Linked DNA regions of Homo sapiens: regions 1, 2, 3 and 4 are each linked to region 5. The links are chromatin contacts, found by Hi-C or POLR2A ChIA-PET in ENCODE. All regions are on one chromosome and are shown on one strand. The core of a region is the stretch at or near the end of the contact, and the rest is flanking DNA. Distances in the headings are between cores, read along the strand shown.

What was found. A loop is a pair of places that touch in the nucleus more often than their neighbours do. ChIA-PET counts read pairs that join two places held with the same protein, here RNA polymerase II (POLR2A). Pooled maps may share reads with other maps.
Region 1: a loop to region 5 is called in a map of CD8-positive, alpha-beta T cell, with 6 times the contacts of the local background. The contact joins the promoter of IFT52 here to the promoter of YWHAB in region 5. A Hi-C loop is called at or near these places in 1 of 168 maps with a recorded cell type or tissue (CD8-positive, alpha-beta T cell) and 8 of 50 pooled maps. POLR2A ChIA-PET finds 5 or more read pairs at or near these places in 2 of 52 experiments (activated B cell and activated naive CD8-positive, alpha-beta T cell).
Region 2: a map of CD4-positive, alpha-beta T cell shows a loop between it and region 5 (4-fold over the local background). The contact joins the promoter of ZNF335 here to the promoter of YWHAB in region 5. A Hi-C loop is called at or near these places in 2 of 168 maps with a recorded cell type or tissue (CD4-positive, alpha-beta T cell and naive thymus-derived CD4-positive, alpha-beta T cell), 2 of 37 single-sample maps with no recorded cell type and 16 of 50 pooled maps.
Region 3: a map of endothelial cell of umbilical vein shows a loop between it and region 5 (6-fold over the local background). The contact joins the promoter of TP53RK here to the promoter of YWHAB in region 5. A Hi-C loop is called at or near these places in 3 of 168 maps with a recorded cell type or tissue (CD4-positive, alpha-beta memory T cell, endothelial cell of umbilical vein and naive thymus-derived CD4-positive, alpha-beta T cell), 1 of 37 single-sample maps with no recorded cell type and 10 of 50 pooled maps.
Region 4: a loop to region 5 is called in a map with no recorded cell type, with 6 times the contacts of the local background. The contact joins the enhancer-like site here to the promoter of YWHAB in region 5. A Hi-C loop is called at or near these places in 1 of 37 single-sample maps with no recorded cell type and 2 of 50 pooled maps. POLR2A ChIA-PET finds 5 or more read pairs at or near these places in 1 of 52 experiments (PC-9).

Annotation. Positions count from the first base shown.
Region 1 is chr20:43,589,579-43,592,278 of GRCh38, forward strand. It overlaps IFT52 (intraflagellar transport 52), which reads left to right and starts at 1,359. Exons shown (of 14, transcript NM_016004.5): 1 at 1,359-1,476. RefSeq lists an enhancer at 1,481-1,550.
Region 2 is chr20:45,970,918-45,973,638 of GRCh38, forward strand. ZNF335 (zinc finger protein 335) reads right to left here and starts at 1,286. Exons shown (of 28, transcript NM_022095.4): 1 at 1,205-1,286; 2 at 293-543. The coding sequence starts at 493. RefSeq lists a silencer at 798-917 and an enhancer at 1,688-1,907.
Region 3 is chr20:46,688,005-46,690,704 of GRCh38, forward strand. TP53RK (TP53 regulating kinase) reads right to left here and starts at 1,440. Exons shown (of 2, transcript NM_033550.4): 1 at 1,128-1,440. The coding sequence starts at 1,410. It overlaps TP53RK-DT (TP53RK divergent transcript), which reads left to right and starts at 1,295. Exons shown (of 1, transcript NR_186399.1): 1 at 1,295-2,285. RefSeq lists a silencer at 1,019-1,068 and an enhancer at 1,299-1,888.
Region 4 is chr20:43,680,387-43,683,168 of GRCh38, forward strand. It overlaps MYBL2 (MYB proto-oncogene like 2), which reads left to right. Exons shown (of 14, transcript NM_002466.4): 3 at 1,398-1,469; 4 at 2,408-2,500. Among named protein-coding and RNA genes, the nearest start is that of MYBL2, 15 kb to the left of the region's middle. Within about 2 kb of position 1,330, at least 9 of the 41 ENCODE cell types and tissues checked have a DNase peak (open chromatin) inside an H3K27ac peak, as active enhancers do.
Region 5 is chr20:44,884,255-44,886,954 of GRCh38, forward strand. YWHAB (tyrosine 3-monooxygenase/tryptophan 5-monooxygenase activation protein beta) reads left to right here and starts at 1,451. Exons shown (of 6, transcript NM_139323.4): 1 at 1,451-1,632. RefSeq lists silencers at 1,075-1,134, 1,195-1,744 and an enhancer at 1,181-1,797.

The sequences.
Region 1 (2,700 bases), core at 109-2,608, 1.3 Mb before region 5:
CCACCTTGGCCTCCCAAAATGCTGGGATTACAGGCAGAAGCCACTTCATCTGACCAAAGAGAATTCTCAAATCACCCTGTTCTCCACTTTCTTTTTGAGACAAGGTCTCACTGTGTTGCCTAGGCTAGAGTGCGGCGGCACCATGACGGCTCACTGCAGCCTCAACCTCCTAGGATCAATCAATCAATCCTCCCACCTCAGTCTCCCAAGCAGCTGGGACTACAGGCGCGCGCCACCACGCCCAGGTAATTTTTCCTATTTTTAGTAGATACCGGGTTTCGCCATGTTGCCTAGGCTGGCCTCAAACTCCTGGGCTAAAGAGATCCACCTGCCTCGGCCTCCCAAAGTGCTGGGATTACAGGAGAGAGCCGCTGCGCCCGGCCCGTCTCCACTTTTAAAATTTCCAGTGACAGAAATTGTGGAAAGCAACACGAGTTGTATGTGTTTTAATATCCTAGATTCGAAGACAAACATAAATGTAAATAAAAACTGTCAGAGCTCTCTGCAATCTTCAGTTTGGGTCTTCCAGGCTGCTGCAGCGTTGTTCACAAATCCACACACCTCTAAAGGCAGGCACAGAGCGCTTTCCTGGGTAGTCGGGTGGCCTGTTGGTAGTTGCAGGCTTCTGGTTTCCCATCTTAATGGCGATGGCAGGGCAACCTGTATTGGTGGTGCTTTTGCACAAGCAGTTCTTTCTGCCGGGAACGCCCTTCCCCAGCCTTTGCCTTAATGAATACCACTCTCTCTTCAAATCTCTGCTCAACAGGGGCGCCTTTTTGACCAGCTTAGTCGTTAGACTCCCTAATACAGTTCATAGTTTTCACATTTTTGTAGAATCTATTCAAGTTCTAACTCCCCGCCATGCTCGCCGGCGCTCAAGCCTAGTACCATGGCAAGCAAAGATGCGGAGTTAATAAAACAGAATTATACGGTTTATCATTCTCAACACTAAACCTGCGCACCCTTTTCCGTTAAGTAGTTCCTAATAGTCCAGCACAGCCTTCCGCCCGGCCCCGCCCTCGCCTGGCTCCACTCTGCTCCTGCGCTTTGGGAATCGAAGCTGGGGCGTTCTCCAACCCCCCCGCGCTGGAAGCCTTCACTATTCTCCTCCCTGTGGGTGGAGCGAAGTTTGGGCACTTGGGTCCTACCGTTGTTATTAGTCTTTACTCGTAATTGATACTAAAGAACAAAATTAAATGGGTTTATTTTTGGTGAAAAGTTAATTCTCCTTATGTTTGGATTTGCCCCTCATGCACCAAATGGTACAGCCCCACATCAGTCAGGCTGCCTACCCCTGACGCCTGCGACGGAGAGGCGCCTTCCGTGCTGTCGTCATCACGTCGGCCGGAGCTAGCGCTGCGTCCTGGGCCACGCCTCCCGGCGCACCGACGCGCCTCTCCGGTTACTAAGCGGCCTTGGATACCTGGCCGCGGGATGCTGGGCGGCGTCAGGTGAGCGGTGGTCGCTGGGCCTCAGGTAAAGGGCGCCAACAGTGGTGGGCCGGCTGGGGCGTTGGTGCGGCCTGGGAGCTGGCGAGGGACTCGCCGCACTCTTCGAGGCCGCTGGGCCGGTCATAGAACATCCAGGGTCCCCCGGGGTGAAGTAAACTGTGGGCGCGGACGTAGCCCGGGTTCCTGGCGCCCCGGCTGGGCGCCCATCTCCACGGCCTCGGGTGGTGCAGGTGTTTAGTCGTTCCGCTGACTATGAAAGAGCATGGGACGAGGAATCGTACAGTCTTAATCTCTCTTCTGTCGTGGCTGCGACCCCTCGGTATTCATGTGGGAAAATACTGATTTGACTGGTAATGTTATTGAAGAGAAAGCGAGAGAATGGTTTGGCAGCGTTACCCAAATATTTGTTATTTTTATAGTTTTAAAGGCCTTATACTATTATTAAGGAAATGCATTTCTGGCTAAGTCTGACAGTACAGGAACGCAGACCTGCTACTCTCACCAGGGGCTGAACTAACAGAACAAAAAAAGATAGATGTATCACGGTGGTGGGACCATGGAGGGGGCAGTTTTTCAACTGGACAAAATGATGTTAAAGTGCTTAAAGAAGGATAAATATGTGAAAGTAGCCAGGAAAATTCTAAAATTAATGCTAATAAGGGAGATTAGCTCTCCAGAACCACCAGATATTATAACATAAAGGTATAGCAATTAAACTAGCATAGAAGATGGGTGCAGCAGTGTGGGCCCGTAGTCCTGGCTACTTGGTAGGCTGAGGCGGCAGGATCCCTTGAGCCCAGGAGTCAGAGACCAGCATGGGTATCAAAAGGAAACCCTGTCTCTGAAAATAAATAAATTAATTTAAAAAGTTTGGGACTCAGCAGGAGCTTACAGGTAGATAAAATATATTAGAACTCAGAATAAGAGCGATTTATATATAGGGATTTATTATATAGGCGAGGTGGTACTGTATTTCAAATCAGCATTGAAGAGATGAATTGGGGTCAGGCAGCTTTTTTAGCAATTTAGAAAATAATTAAACCAGTCGAGCGAGGTGGCTCACACCTGTAATCCCAGCACTTTGGGAGGCCAAAGCGGGTGGATCACTTGAGGTCAGGAGTTCCAGACCAGCCTGGCCAACCTGGTGAAACACCGTCTCTACTATGGCGCGCGCCTGTAATCCCAGCTACTGGGGAGGCTGAGGCAGGAGAATTGCTTGAACTTGGGAGGCGGAGGTTGCAGCGAGCCG
Region 2 (2,721 bases), core at 36-2,535, 1.1 Mb after region 5:
GACTGTGGGTAGTATAGTAGCTAAGACCACAGCCTAGATTTGAATCCTGGCTCTGTCTGCACTCTGTACCTCGGCATCCTTTTCTATAAGATGTGGGAAAAAATGGTATGTGTCTTAGAAGGTATGAAGCTCAAATGAGAAAATCCATTTTAGGGGTTTGGCTTGGTGCCTGGCTCACAGTAAACCAGAAACACCAAGTATTAGCTACAAACAAGCCTTGTTTCCTCTTGGCTGTCAGGCACTGCTGCTCGCGGTCCTTGCCTCCACCCACGCCGTCCAGCCGGGTCCATACCTGAGAACGGCTGCCGCGGTCCGAGCTTTGCCCCACGCCAGAGTCATCGGCCTCTGCCTGCCCCGGGGCGGCCGCGGCGTCGCTGCTGTCGGCGGACACGGCTTCTGAGGTGCCCACACCCAGGCCGCTCTCAGAGGGCTCCTCGGGCCGGCCAGGCCCAGGGGCCGCGTCGCTGCTGCTCTCCACCTCGTTCTCCTCCATCTGATCGGCGGGCTGCCTGACAGCGGGGCGTAGGGTCTGGGAACTTCACTCTGAGAAGAGAGGTGACCGTGGCTGGAACAAGTGGGCCATCTCCCCAGCCCCGGCAACCACGGCCACCCATTTGCACCCCTGCGCCCATTTTGCAGATGCGAAGATTGAGTCTCCGACGGGGCGGAGCTTCCTGGTGTATTGCGAGGGGAGCTCGGGAAAAACTTGACGGAGAAGCTGTGCTTCCCAGGCTAAGGCCCTTCCCGGGAGGGTGGTCAATGGCTGGTAATCTTGACCCTTTCCCTCGCCCCCACGATTCTCGTGGAGCGTTCCGCTCTGTGAGCCCCATCCGGGCCCAGTGGTTCAGCCCTTCGGCCCCCGCGTCCCCCCGGGTTGCAGGGCCGGTGGTACAGCCCGCTGGCCCCCTGGGTCAGTGGTTCGCTCCCCCCCGGTTCCCCTGCGGAGGCGGCTGACAGCGACGGTCTCGGGGCCTGGCGATTTGGGGCTGTCCCCGGCGCTGCCTGTGCTCCAGGCCCGACGCCATCTTGTGGTGGCGCCGGGTTTCCGCTCAGGCAAGTGCGAGAGCGACTAAAGGGCCTGGGACCCCGGGGCCCTGTTCGGACAGCCCCGCCGGCCTGGGACCTCGCCTCCGGGTATCCCCGCAGTGTGACCTCACTCCACGGCAGGGTACGGTGGGGCCGCCTAACTCTACCCGAAGCTCACCCGAGGCTTTCGTAGCCACGTTCCTCTCTGACTCCGGCATCGACGAGGTCGCCATCCTCTTTCCTCCGCTGCGGAGGAACCCATCGGCCTATTGTAGGCCGGAACTACTTCCCCCGCTGGCCCCGGGAAAGACACATTTTCAGTGTTCCGGAAGGTCGCTCCGAGGCCTCAAAACCATAATCGGGTCTCAACAGACTCTGGGACTTTATACGTCGCCCGGTGTTTGGCACTGAGCCCACTATGGTTTGGGGACTACTTTATCTCGGCGGAGTGTTACGTAGGAAGTGGTTGTGACGTCATTCTGGTCCCTTCCCTAGGCCGCAGGGTTGGGCGCGGCGAATGCGCGCCCCGCTCTCTTGGGGCGTGGCTCCCAGTGGGGGGCGTGGCTCCCGGTGGCTTGGCCGCGCCCCTCCTACAACAGCCCGGAAGAGCGTGTGGCCGCGGGCGACTTTGGCTTGGCCAAAGAGGAATTCATGTTGTCAGTCATTTTACCTGACTCATTACTTATTACTTAGCGCGCTGCTGCAACCCAATCGAGCTCTGCCCGTTAGGTTTGATGTGTTTTGTTGGGAAGGGAATGTATAATTATTGTACAGATAGGGAAACTGAGGTCTGGGTATGGGAAGGGCTGGTCCAAAATCACATCCAATAAAGGGACTCAGGAGCTAAGTACGGATGGCAGGAGTCGGGGAAATGGAAAGAAGTTAATGCTTGTCCCTTAGGTTTGTATACATATTTGTTAACATTAATAGAGCTGAGGCCGGGCGCTGTGAGTCACGCCTGTAATTCCAACACTTTGGGACGCCAAGGCAGGAGAATCGCTTGATCCCAGGAGTTCCAAACCAGCCTGGGCAAAAGAGCGAGACCCCATCTCTACAAAAAAAAGAAAAAAAAGAAAAATTAGCCAGGCATGGTGGCGCGTGCCTATAATCCCAGTTGCTCGGGAGGCTGAGGTGGGAGGATCGCTTGAGTCTGGGAGGTTGAGGCTGCAGCGAACCGTGATCACACCACTGCACTTCAGCCTGGGCGACAGAGCGAGACCCTCTTTCAAAAAATAAATAAATACAAGTCAACTACCTATCCTTTAAAAGTGGAGAAAGAAAAAAAATTTTAATTAAAAGTCAGCTGCCCTTAAGGTATGTCCTTCCTCCGGAAATGTCACCTTCTGTTTTAAGACTTTTAGCAGTTTGCAGTGGAAGAGCACAAGAGGGAGTAAGGCGCTCTGGTTTTTGTCCCTAAGTCTCTGTAGTTCCATAGGCTATTTTCCTTAATTGAAAGATACAAATTTTGGGGGAAAAAAATCTCAAAAAAACTCCTAAGCAGGCTGGGCGCGGTGGCTCACGCCTGTAATCTCAGCACTTTGGGAAGCTGAGTCGGGCGGATCACCTGAGGTTGGGAGTTTGAGACCAGCCTGATCAACATGGAGAAACCCCATCTGTACGAAAAATACAAAAGCAGCTGGGCGTGGTGGCGCATGCCGTAATCCCAGCTATTCAGGAGGCTGAGCCAGGACAATA
Region 3 (2,700 bases), core at 190-2,689, 1.8 Mb after region 5:
ACTATACAAGGAACAATAGCTCCAATAAACTCAATGAATCTTTACTGAAAGTCAACCAGGCTCAGTATACTTTTCTAGAAACTGAGAGATGTTATCAATGGGGATACAGCAATAAACAAGCCAGCTATAATACAATCTCTGCTTAACGAAACAGATCATGAGGCTGAAAACAGAAATATGAATACACAAATAACTTCATGAAATCTTAAGTCTCTGAAAGGGCAGCAATGTGTCCGCTTGTTGGCTACTGAATATCCCCCACCCAGATCTCCCAGCACTTAACAATGTCCTGGTACCCACTGGTACCTAAAAAATACTGATAAAAGAAAGGCAAGAAGCGTAAAAGTAAAAAGCCAGGGCTTCTGAGTCAGAGGCATAAGGAGCTGAGGGCCTGGACCGGCCACTTAGTAACCGTGTAACCTTGGGCAAGTTACTTCTCTCTGAGTGTCACTTTCTCATCTGAGGACAAAGTTTATGGTGCTGGCGCACAATGATGTTTAATGAAAAAATAGGCAATTTAATGAAATCCAACATTTATTGGGCACTATGTGCCAGGCACACATTTGAACATAATACGTGACACACATACCTCCTCTAATGGTCACAACATCCCTATGACATGGATACTGCTACTATGTCTCCCATTTTACAGGTGAGAAAACCGAGGCTGAGAGGCTAAATAACTTGTTGAAAGGCTACACAAGCAGCAGAGTTAGTATTTCAACCCAGGGAGCCTGGCTCCAGTGGGGCAAGTACTTGTCATTACATGTTTCTTAAAACTAATAAATGGAAAGATAATGATCGAAAATTGAAACGAGTCAAATGGGGAAACCAAGGCTCAGGGAAGTTAAACATGTTCAACATTGAGCAATAATGACAGATCCCAGATTTGAACCAGGCAGAACGGCCTCAGGACAAAAGCTTGACGCTGCATGGCCACGTGGTTTCTTAAGACTTAACGAATGAAAAAAGGGATGAAAGAATAACATTTCCGAAAGGCCGGACACCGCAGAAGGCACAGAAGGAGAAACTGAGGGAAATCCAGCTTCGGAGCGCAGGGGAGTCCCTCACCCGCCCAGGCCCCAGAGCCTCGGGGCCGCCCACGCCGGGATCCCGGCCCACCTTACCAGCGCGGCGACAGCGGAGGAGCGCCCGGGCCTCCTGCACCGTCCGCCGTCTGCCAAGCCGCGCCTCCAGCGCCGGGTGCCGGTAGCCCTTGGGGAAGCGGTGCTTGATCACCGCCGCGCGGCCCTGGAAGCGGCCACGGAACACGCGCGCCTCGGCACCCTGCTTCACCAGCTCCAGGCCGCTCAAGAAGCGGCTGCTCCGCTCCCGGGCTGCGGCCAGAGCCTCAGCCTCCGGGGCGGGCTCCTCGCCATCGGCCGGCGTAGTAGCTCTGGCCGCCGCCATGACTGCTCGGCGCAACAGCTCCAACCGATCAGCTGTCTCTGAAAACTGTCGCGATGCTTCGGCTCGCTTCGGAAATCCTGGGACTTCTTCGGCAATCCTGGGACTTCTTCGGCTACCCGAATGCGTCCACCCCGGACACTTCCGGCCTGTAAGTGGTTACGCCTCCCAACTTTTCGGCTCTCTGAAGCCTGAGGTTCCCTGCAGGAAGGGCTCTTGTGGCCCCGCCTTCCGCCTCTTCGGCTATCTCCGTACACGTTCGGCAACGCTCAGTAAGTGGCTCTTCCCGACTCCTTGGCTCTCCGGAAATCTTCGGTGACTCTCGCAGCCGGCTTTGGGGGCCCACCTCTCAGTTGGTCGTCTCTTTCCGGAAAACTTCGGCGCCTCTCGAGAAAAACGTCGGACGCGCTTTGCTCTCTTCAGAAGTCTCTTCCGGGACAGCTGTACCCTCTAGTAGTCTCTTTTTGGAACTCCTCTTCCCCTGACTCCTACATTCCCCCCAAAATGTGCTCATACAAGTCAGAGTCGGAAGGGTCAGACAATGAACCATGTTTCCGACATCCTCTTAAGTGCTAGGATAACTACCATTTAGTGCATTCAGAAGAAATAAGGTTAAATGATGAAAATCCTTACAGAAAAGAAAATTGAGACTCAGAGCTGGCAGAGGGGGTGGTAAGATGGGGTGGGGAGTGGGGGCTGGGGAATCCGGGAAAGTCTTCCGGAGACAGAACCTAAACTGAATTGGGAATAATTAAACTTTTTCAGTTTCTACCTGTTTCATTACAAAGCTTATAATAACACAGGCTGTAGCAAATTCTTACAATACGGAACTTTGCACACGCACACATAAATAAATAAACTACCTATCCCCCTTGTGACACTGCTGGCCGTTAGTTTCTTTCCAGAATTTTCTTTCATTCAGTGTGCACACTCACACATCGTTGTGGCGTTTTTTCCAACATAAATGACATCATACTGTGGGTTCTTTGGCAACTTGCTTTTCATTTTCCTAAACAATTTATCTCAGACTATATTCCATATCAATACATACAGAGCTACCACGTCCTTCTACCTGGTCAGGCAGTTTCTTGTTGCTAAACAGTTGTTTCCAGTTTGTTGTTTCTCAGGAAAACACTTTACTTACTATTGCCAGTTTATTATAAAAGATAGTATAAAAGATAAAAATGAACAGCCAGATGAAGACGTACATAAGGAAAAGTAAAAATTGTACGTGTTTATCGTAAGTAACATGTTTTGAAATATGTATACATTGTGGAATGGCTAAATCCAGCT
Region 4 (2,782 bases), core at 80-2,579, 1.2 Mb before region 5:
GCTATTTGACTTAGCATAGTGTCCTCAGCTTTCATCCATGCTGTAGCATGTGTCAGAATTCTCTCGACTGAGTAATATCCATTGTTTATATGCATGACATTTTCTTTCTTTTTTCTTTTGTTTGAGATGGAGTCTCACTCTTGCTCTGTTGCCGAGGCTGGAGTGCAGTGGCATGATCTCGGCTCACTGCAACCTCCGCCTCCCAGGTTCAAGCAATTCTTCCTCATCCTCCCGAGTAGCTGGGATTACAGGCACCCACCACCACACCTGGCTAATTTTTGTATTTTTAATAGAGATGGGGTTTCGCCATATTGGCCAGGCTGGTCTCGAACCCCTGACCTCGTGATCTGCCCACCACGGCCTCCCAAAGTGCTGGGATTACAGGTGTGAGCCACTGCGCCTGGCTTGACATTTTCTTTATATATTAATTGATTTGACTGAGGAAAACTTTATATATAATTAACTACAACCATTTGTAGTACAATTCAGTAGAACCACCAGCACAGCCGGGCTATAGGACATTTCCATTGTCCCCAAGACATTCCTTGCCCCCCTTTGCTGTTCATCCCTTTCCACCACTGGCCTCAGACAACCACTTTTTGTCCCTATAGCTTAGTTTACATTTTCTAGAACTTCATGTGCATGGAATCATACGGCATGTACCCTCCTGTGTCTGGCTTCTTTCACACATCATAGTGACACTGAGATTCATGTTATCGCGTGAATTGGTAGTTCATTTCGGGAGGCTATTTTGATAGATACTAGCCTGTCTTCTAACTACTCTTGTTTTTGCCCAGACCTCCAGCTTCTAGTGCTGAATCACTGTCAGCTCTGGCCTGAGTTCAGTAATGACCTCCTTATGTCCGCTCGGCTCCCTTCCAGCCCCTTTCCCACCCTGTAGCAGGCAAAGAGAACTTTACAAAGTTCTCTTCATAGAACGTTTGACTGTGACCACCCACTCTTCAAACACATCAGTGGTTTTGCATGATAGATGGTTGAACTGATGCTGCGAATGGTCTGGCCCCTATGGTTCCCTCCAAAATCATCTTGGATCTGTTTTGCTTCCTCCATTTTAGCTATTCTGCATTTCCTTGGAACCTGTCCCTTAGTGTCCCTGAGTAGGCAGTCACCACGTACCTCTCCATATCTCCCAGCAGGGGGTGGCTTTACTTTTGTTCCTGTGAGCCTTCCATTGGCAGCTGGCTCCCTCCCATGAGATCAGGGGCAGCTCTTTTGCTGCCTGCTGCTGCAGCTGTAGTGCCTGGCACCTTGTACGTATTCACTTCATGACGGAATGGATGAACGAGGCTGTTCTTTTAGATTGGGCTCTGTCACGGGCAGCCCTGAGGTTTTCTGCACGTATGTGTGCTGAGCCCCTGTCTTTCTGGTGTTGGCAGGACGAGCAGCTGAGGGCCCTGGTGAGGCAGTTTGGACAGCAGGACTGGAAGTTCCTGGCCAGCCACTTCCCTGTGAGTACAGTCCTGCTGTGGCCCTCCCTCGGGGCAAGGGCTCTGGGAGAACAGTGTGCCTGGGACAGACTTTGCCAAGGAGGGGAAAAGGGAGTTCCTTACTCAGCCCCTGAAAACAAAACCAAATAAAACAGGGCAAATGGACCTTTGTAGGATCTCTCTTCCCAAGCTGGCATTCAGGGTACACTGCTGTAAACATCTTCCAGCTCCTCAGCATGCCTGGTGGTCTTCAGGCTCTGAGACATTTGCAGCATGTGGTGCATATTTGCATTTCTTCCTGTAAGTCAGGAGTGAACAGGTGTTCGGTTTCTCAACAGTGAGACTGAAACTGAGGGGAAGTGATGCTTTCAGCAGGCTTCATGGTGAGGCCCCTGCAGGGCTGGCAGGTGCTACCACATTCGAGTATTTAGAGCCTCCTGATGGTGAGGGGGTTCCCCTCAGGACCTCCTTCTCAGGCCCTCCCACCCCTGACCCACAGGTGTCTGGGAGGGAGGGGGTGTGGCAGGAGCTGCCATATGTCTTACTGCCTGGGCTGCTCAGAAAGCATGTCACCAGATCCTTTCCTGCCCCATTTCCTCATCTCCCCCTCTTCTGTGTAATCTGAACTCTTCAGGGAATAAAAATGCTCTCCTAGAAAAAAGCAGGGGTCCCTGACGTACAAGGAATTAAAGACTTGTGATGGTGGCCCCTTGTGTTCGGTTGGTAGGGAGCGGCTTCCCACAGGGGACCGAGTTTGCCCTCTCGTGTAGCAAAGGGAAACCGCCCATGTTCCGGCATGTGGGCTTGCAGTGAGTGGTGGCTGCATGGAACAGGACACACCTACCCAAGGTGTGCCTAGTCCCAGGCCATAGGCCCCTGAGCCTAGTACTTAACCAGGCCCCCAGCCCGAGGTCCCAGAAGTTCTCACAGATTGGTTTGTTCTTCTGTTCTTTTCCCAGAACCGCACTGACCAGCAATGCCAGTACAGGTGGCTGAGAGTTTTGAATCCAGACCTTGTCAAGGGGCCATGGACCAAAGAGGAAGACCAAAAAGTAACTGCTGGGACAGTGCCTTGCACACAGTGGGTCTTCACCCACCAGTGTACCTGGGGACTGTGAGATTGCCTTGTGTTGGGGTTGGGGGTGTCAAGCTGAGCATTGGGTGTGAGTTGTCTACCAGCCAGTCTGGACACTCTTATGCTGCCCTGGCTCCAGCCCTGAGATTCCAAGTTTCAGAGTGTCTCCAGGCTTCCTCACTCATGGTCTGAGGGCTATTGGGCTGATTACTCGGCTTCTCTTGTTCCACCCATGGAGGGGAGCAGTAGCAGTGCAGCG
Region 5 (2,700 bases), core at 201-2,700:
TAAAGGCAAGACGGCAAAGGCCTATTTACTTGGCTTTTTCTCCTACCCGACTGCAAACTCCAAGACAGCAGGGCCCCACCTGCCTTGTTCATTGCTGTGTCTCCAGCACTAAGCAAAAAGCCTGTTCAACATTTGTTGAAAGAATAAATGAACAGGAGAGAGGGAAGGCGAGAGGCATTTTGAAGGACTGAGTTTAAAAATCAACTACCTTGAAGCCGGTCGAGGTGGTTCATGTCTGTAATCCCAGCACTTTGGGAGGCTGAGGCGGGTGGATCACCTGAGGTCAGGAGTTTGAGACCAGCCCGGCCAATATGGCGAAGCCCCGTGTCTACTAAAAATACAAAAACTAGCCGAGAGTGGTGGCATGCACCTGTTATCCCAGCTACTCAGGAGGCTGAGGCAGGAGAATTGCTTGAACCTGGGAGGCAGAGATTGCAGTGAGCCAAGATTGTGACACTGCCTGGGCGACAGAAAGAGACTCTGTCTCAAAAACAGAAAACAAAACAAAACAAAACAAAACAAAATCAACTACCTTCAGAGGAGTAGAATGTTGGTAATTGTGAGAGCAGTCATGGAGGGGAGGGGAGCCATGGAGGCCTGTTTCCTTCCCTGAACTTCCTCAACGAGGGGGCATCTTAAAGAAGAAATCATGTACACAGATTTTTGTGGGTTTTTTTTGGAGACAGGGTCTCACTCTGTCTCCCAGGTTGGAGTGCAGTGGCATGACCATAGCTCACTGCAGCCTACAACTCCCGGCCTCAAGCAATCCTCTCACCTCAGCTTCCCAAAGTGCTGAGATTACAGGCGCGAACCACTGCGCTCGACCCTACACAGGTTTTTTAAAAAGACGTTTGTGCATTGGATTCCTGGCACTTCACGTGGCCTCTTCAGTCTACCAAAGAAGGAAAAGGTAAGTACCCTGAAGGATTGAAAGGATTAAATGAACATTGAGGGATGAGCAATTTCTGTTCTTCCCTGGCTCCAGCATTACCAAAGCACACAGTAAGAGGACTGACATCGGCCTCCGACCCAGTGAGGATTACTTTCGGGGTGGAGGGGGAACTGCTAAACCTCGAATCTCCGGGACTGGCCCTGGCGCGTTTCCAGTCCCAGCAGAAAGGGCAATCCCCATCCAGACCACACTCCTAGTCCTCCTTATTCCCACACAGCCCGTATCTTGACCACCCCCAGCTCCGCCCTCTCTCCTCCCACCTCCTTTTCCCGCTCCCCCGCCCCATTTCCTTCTTCTCCGCCCACCTCCTCCTGGGTCCCTCCCCCGGCCATCCGCCCTGCCCCGGCCCCTGCAACCCTGCCTTTCGCTCTTCTTCCTCCTCCCTTCCGTCTGCGCCCCTCCCGTGGGGCCGTGGCAACCCCGTGCCTCGCTTGCCCAATGAGAACACGGTTTGGGGCGGGGCGCGGCCAGGACCGGAGCGGAAGTGGCGATCGGAGCGGAAGTGGAGCTACCGCCACCGCCGCCGCCGATTCCGGAGCCGGGGTAGTCGCCGCCGCCGCCGCCGCTGCAGCCACTGCAGGCACCGCTGCCGCCGCCTGAGTAGTGGGCTTAGGAAGGAAGAGGTCATCTCGCTCGGAGCTTCGCTCGGAAGGGTCTTTGTTCCCTGCAGCCCTCCCACGGTGAGTGCGGCGCGGGGTCCGACCGGGGCCCCCGGGGGCCCAAACTCGAAGCCCCTCTCTGGCTGCTGCGACGACGGCGGCCCAGTGGGTGGGCCCCGTGGGGTAGCGGCGCGCTGCCTCTTTCGCTCCGCGCGGCCGCCGGCGGCGAGGCCAGACCTCGCAGCGGCCCCTCCCTGTTTCCGGGGCCGGGCCCTTTACCTCTTGGAGAGGCTCGGGCCGCCTGAGGTCCTGCCGGCCGGGCGGGGTGCAACTCCGTACTGTGCCGTAAGGGACAGCGGAGCCGGGGATCCCGGACCCTCCCTCACTATCTGCTTCGGGCCCCACGCGACCCCTCCCTGCGTCTTGGTCGGCAAGAACGTCCCCTTCAGCCCTGTCACCTCTGCTCCGTGCTTTCTGGTTTCCAGAAATTAAAATTTAATCAAACGCGGATGAGTTTTCTAGCCCCAGTCCCCGTGTTTGGCTCCTCCTGGATGAGTAAGGGGTTTAACCTTGGGAGACAGCAGTGGGGGAACCCCCTCCCATTTTGCAGTAAAACCATTTCATCATCCTTCACTGGTTATGGAGCCTGGCAGGACCCAAGATTCCCTAGGAAGGGAATTGGGTTTGAATCAAGAAAATCTGTTTGTTGGAGCCGGTTACTGAGTCAGGCCGGATCCCCAGGAAAAAATATCAGGGGGTGAGAATCGGAGTATTTTCTCACAGTATTTACCGTCATTTAATGCCAGATTCTTTTGTGTCTTTACCCCAAATTCCCCCATATTGTGTGTTAGCACGTTTTTCGGTCTGAAATTTGCCCGGTGGCTTCCTGGTCGGGGGGTGGGGAGCGGAGGGAAGAAGAGGTGGGAAGGTGAGTGCATCTTTGCCGCAAATGGAGAACTCCCATATAATGGGGTTTTCAGAGGTGGCAGCCTTGGTAAGCAATTTGCCAACCTTTCTGTAAAATACATGTTTCTTGTCGTTGCCTTCATTGCATTTCTCTTTGGTAAGGCTAGATAGCATCAGGTCCTGATTTTGCTTGCCCTGTGTGGGAGATGGAATTTGGCAAGATGATGCTATGAACATAAAATC